Regions from separate parts of the Mus musculus genome. Here region 2 is linked to region 1. The links are chromatin loops, found by intact Hi-C in ENCODE. Cell type or tissue: left cerebral cortex. All regions are shown on one strand.

Region 1 (2,500 bases):
CATCAGTTCCGTTGGAAAAGGCAAGCTCAACCGTTTTGAAACAGGAGGCAGGGAAGGTAAGGTGATAGGTGCTTCGCAGAGGGGAACAAGGAAGGGGTGGTAACAACTGCGTCAGAAACAGGTTCTGTGGAAGGTGTGCCGCATAACGTGGAAAGTACTGGAACCTTAGGGTGGGGACAGGGGCGCTAGCTGGGGTTCTAAGTAAAGTGTTATGCTGCAGGTGGCTGAGAGTTCACTGAAAAAGCATCCAAAGTGGCCAAAAACCTGAGGCCGATCAGGAGGTTGGCAGGGCTGAGCTGGGAGGGTGTGGTCCTTGTAGGCTCTCGCCCCCTCTAATCTGCCGCTAAGCTAGCTGCAGAACCGCTAGACAAGCTACCACATCTCACTCACTGGTCTGAGTGACAGACACTTCCTATGTCTAGTGTCTTACTGGTCAGTCGAGAAAAAAGAGGGTGGGACAAATAAGTATTCTCCTTCTGATTGGTCAACCCGCTGGTTCTTGTCAATTAGAGATGAACTGGGTTCTCCGCCATGTTGAATAGCGCGCTGCAAAGCCTGTTCTTTTCTTGGGATGGTCACCCAACACCCGGTCCTTCCTGTCCCTCTGTGCCCTAATATGTTGATCCAGCTAGTTAAAACGCGCTTTCTGCTTTAAGTCCGTATACCGCGAGAAGTTCTCGTTTAGGTAGTTAGACAGAAATAAAGCTAGAAACCAGAGAAAAGCTCAGTCCCTTGCCGGAGACCTGGGTGTCATTCAAGTGAATCAGTAATTGTTCCGGCGCTGGTGAGACTCCCATTGAGCAATTAGCTTGAAGATTGCGTTTTACTTTAGCTTGCTGTGGTAGTCGTTTGTGTAGCTTCAGACAGTTATGCTTCTAGAAACCGCAGGCTTGTATCAGAAACCATCATTAGACACTAGCTGGACTCGGGGTTCGCATTTGTGACAGTGAAAAAGGACGTTGCGTGCGTTATGGTCCGTCGCCACCTCCTGTAGCGTCCCTAGTAACCGAGCCCCTAGTAACCGCTCGCCCCAAGCCAGGATCTGTGAGCTAGGTGGCAGCGCCTGCACGCCGCCCTGGGCGGGCGCGGGCGCTTGGGCTTGGAGGCGGGGCGATGGCTTCGCCGCACCAGGAGGCCAGACTGGCGGCAGCCAGCCTTCTCCTGTCTGCAAATCCCATCACCGGAGCAAGGGTCGCCCAGTACGAAAGCGAAGACTCCTTAGAGTCCTTGGTAGCAGCGGGGTTGGCGGCGGCCATGGAGGAGGAGGAACAGAAGAAAGTGTGGCAGATGCGGGCGTCGGTAATGTGAGAGCCCGGAGGGGTCTGAGGGCTGTCCGATCGTCTCGGGCAGGACGGGTGGAAATGCGGTGTCCTCTGTAGACCCTCCCTGCTCTCTGCCCCAACTAAAGGTTGCTGCAAAACTTTATTGGAGAGTGGTTTTTTTATAGCTATTTCTAGAGTATGCAAAGAACAGAACTCTACTTCCTATTTATTCTCCAGTATATCTTGGGAATAAATAATTTTTTAGTTCTGATTTTTACATTTATTTTTGCCCCCCCCCCCCCCGAAGACAACTGATGTGCCCATAGTTTTCATAAAAGATCAACTTTCAGATGATAAGTTGTACTGACAAGTGTGTTTTATCAGTTTTTGTTAGGAGTGGATTTTAGCAGTCCATTAGCAAACCGTGTTTGAAGTTCAGTGGACAGATGCTCCAGATGTAGAGAAGCATCCAGATAAACAAACCGCCGAAATCCCAGTTCCCTAAAGGGATGATATGGGTGCAGTGAGATCTTTTCACAAAACATTTTCAGTATTATGTCCTGGATGTGTTATATGTTTCTAGCAGAAGGATATATATGGAGGAGGAGATTATACACACACACACATAATCTCTACCTCTGGAAAAGCAACCAGTACTTATAACCACTAAGCCATCTCTCCAGCAATGCTTTTATTCTTTAAAAATTTCATACAGTATATTTTGAATGTAACCACCCCCTCTCCTTCATCTGTTCTATTCATTTTGTGTGTTTGTTTTTAGATTTATGTGTATGAATGTGTGCCTTGGGAGTTACTGAGAGTTGTGAGCTACCATATGGATGCTGGGAATCAAGCCCAGGTCCCCTGCAAGAGCAGCAAGTGCTCTTAACAGTTAAAACATCTTAGCATCCTTTTAAATTTTTGTTTGTTTTCTGAGACATAGCCTGGCTGTTCTGGAACTCACTCTGTGTAGTCCAGGCTGGCCTCAAACACACAGAGCTCTGCCTACCTCTGCTTCCTGAGTTTAAAGGTGTGTAATAAAAACGCCCAGCTTTTATTCACTTTAAAAGCCGGGAACCTTGGACTTAAACCAGCACTCTGCTGGGATAAAGCACCAGGACGGGCACTCGCTCCCTCGACACCCTGTTCCTTAGCAGTGCTGGGGTGGGCCGAAGGGTTTGTGCTTGCTAGGCAAGTGGTGTACCAACAGCTACATCCTCGGCTTTTTTGTTTTATTT
Region 2 (2,500 bases), 880 kb after region 1:
TAACTCCCAAGTGAAAAACCTGTTATAGGGCAAAGGAATTGTAGTAAGTCAGTATAATCAATACTGAGATTTGAAACTGTTTTTAAGATGATACTGTAAATACAACACTGCTCCAAACAAAATTATAATAGTGCAATTATTTTCGATGATTATAGGAATGAGAAAGGTGGTGTACAAAAAGCATGAGGAAAGAAATGGAGGTTTGCAAGTTTTCCATTGATGAGTGGTCAAGAGAAACAAGAAGAAGGTGAAAAGACTACTATTAAATTCTTTAAACTGTGGTTAGTACCAGGCAAGCACTCAGGAGGTCAGCTAGTGAGATTATTTCAAAACCCCAAACCCAAACCCAAACCCAAACCAAACCAAATAAAATGTGCCCATGCTAAGTCTGATTTTGAAACAAAACTAACAGGTTAAATATTTCAATTGTACAATTAAAAATATATTAAACACTTACTTCAATACCATCAAATTCAAATTTTATAACAGGTACAAAAGCATCTTCTACAGCCTATAAAAGAGGAAGACAAAAAAACAAAAAACACACACGGGTTAGCCTTTTATTTAGGTCATACAGATTTGTGCCTGCTATTTAACTTATCCTGTTAAGAATATCTGTCAGAAATGCTAAAGCAGAACTGTTGTTATCTTGATATCATATCTGAAGTCTTAACTGAAAATTGATTATTAACAAAAAGTATTAAGTATAAAATGTATGGTCACCCACTCCTGTAGTCCTGGTACTCAGGAGACAGATCAACAGTTCAAGGTCATTGTTAGCTACACAATGAATTTGAGCCTGGAATGCATGAGACTCAAAAGCAGTAGTGTAAAATTTTTAAAAAAATATTTATCAAACAAGTATGGTAGGGGCTGGCTCAGAACTTGACCTGCAGACATGAAACAAGAGTTCAATCCACAGATCCTAACGCAGGGCACAACAGTGCATTAGGGAGGAAGTAGGAGGATCCATTCCTAGGGCTTACTGACCAGTGAAAGTGTACCCTTGTAGATGATCTGGGCCAATAAGAGGCTCTGTCTGACAGAAGGTAGACATGTCTTGAGGATGATACCTAAAATTGTCCTGTGGCCTCCATAAACACACACCCATATGATAACCTCCACACACTTATAAATATACAAAATTATGTTGTTAGAACTGAGGTCAGTGTTTTATAGTTTGCTAGAATGGAAATGTTACTTGTCAATGAAGGGCTAGATATACACATAGTTATTAACTGAGCCTCACACATATCACCCACAATTGGATATACATCAATCACTTATCAAATATTACAGTAAGTTGTCTGATCCTTGAAACTAGCTTATGTTATCACCAATTCTCTACTTTTATAGATGGAAAACCAAGCTCAGACAGATCGCTGCTTGACTGAGATCTCAGAGCTACAGGTGTGTCTACAGAGCTATAAAGTCCATGTTCCTGATGCTTATGCATGATATTAGCAAGATACAGCAACTCGGAGATAAGTCATTAATTCTAAGTCCTTGCTTTTATAGCTGTTTCTATGTTCAAAATATGAGATGTCAAAAGATACTTACTCTTAAGTTTCTAATGCCATCTTGATGTTTCAATTTTTCAAAAAAGGACTGAAAAAAATCTGATCTCTCTACATGTCTTGGGGCAACACAAAGTGCATCAATATCAGCTCCTAAAAAAATAAAATTATTTCTTAAGAATGATAAATTATATTTTCATTAAAGTTTACATAAACATAAATGCAGAACTAGGTATGAAAGATGAGTATAAGACAGTGTTTATTAACAGTAGTAAGATATGGGAACTATGTTCAGTACTCGCTAATTGTAAACAAGTAAAACAGTTTCCTAAAAATTCTTATCACTAGAACATAACTAAAAAGCAATTACCTTTGGTGTGTACTCCAAGCCTGTAAGATCCAAATGTGAAAATTTTACCACCAACAGTAGCCACAACAGAAGGTGGGAGATTCTAAAATAAAGCAAAAGGCATTCAATCATTTAAGTTACTTTGCATAAAGAACATGTACAAGTTTCCAGTCTTTTACTGCACAACTGATACACTGTACATTTGCCAATCCTGTTGAAGAGATGTGTAAAAGCACTTTAAGGCCCCTTTAAGGAACTCAACTATCAAATTAATGAACTGCAGCTCTTTCCAGTAAAAGTCTCAGCCAATCCCCGTCTTCTCTTTAGTTTTTGTTACATGCTTTTTAGCCTTCTTCAGAGTGAGGTCATTCTTGATGGGAGCATTTTATAAGAACAAATGGAAAGATTTCACTTTTATTTCTTTAATTGTATCATAATTAAAAAGTTACTTCTACCTCTTTCCAGGGCCAATTCCAAGTGCTTACTAGATATTTCTTCTTCTTCTTCTTCTTCTTTTTTTTTTTTTTTTTTTGGTTTTTCGAGACAGGGTTTCTCTGTACAGCCCTGGCTGTCCTGGAACTCACTTTGTAGACCAGGCTGGCCTCGAACTCAGAGATCCACCTGCCTCTGCCTC

What was found. A loop is a pair of places that touch in the nucleus more often than their neighbours do. Peaks named below come from ENCODE experiments on the same cell type or tissue, not always from the same donor. Only the 100,000 strongest peaks of a DNase experiment are listed, where the experiment ranks them.
Region 2: a loop joins it to region 1, with 4 times the contacts of the local background. A loop is called at or near these places in 2 of 42 quality-filtered maps.

The regions. Positions count from the first base shown.
Region 1 is chr11:23,007,328-23,009,827 of GRCm38, forward strand. It overlaps Fam161a (family with sequence similarity 161, member A), which reads left to right and starts at 1,020. Exons shown (of 5, transcript NM_001363283.1): 1 at 1,020-1,299. In left cerebral cortex, a CTCF peak has its summit at 1,062; DNase peaks (open chromatin) are centred at 466, 1,000, 1,774 and 2,066; H3K4me3 peaks cover 1,602 bases; H3K27ac peaks cover 1,469 bases.
Region 2 is chr11:23,883,604-23,886,103 of GRCm38, forward strand. It overlaps Papolg (poly(A) polymerase gamma), which reads right to left. Exons shown (of 22, transcript NM_172555.2): 4 at 1,888-1,969; 5 at 1,561-1,670; 6 at 458-511. Among named protein-coding and RNA genes, the nearest start is that of Gm12061, 9.4 kb to the right of the region's middle. In left cerebral cortex, no CTCF peak of the experiment used is centred here; no DNase peak of the experiment used is centred here.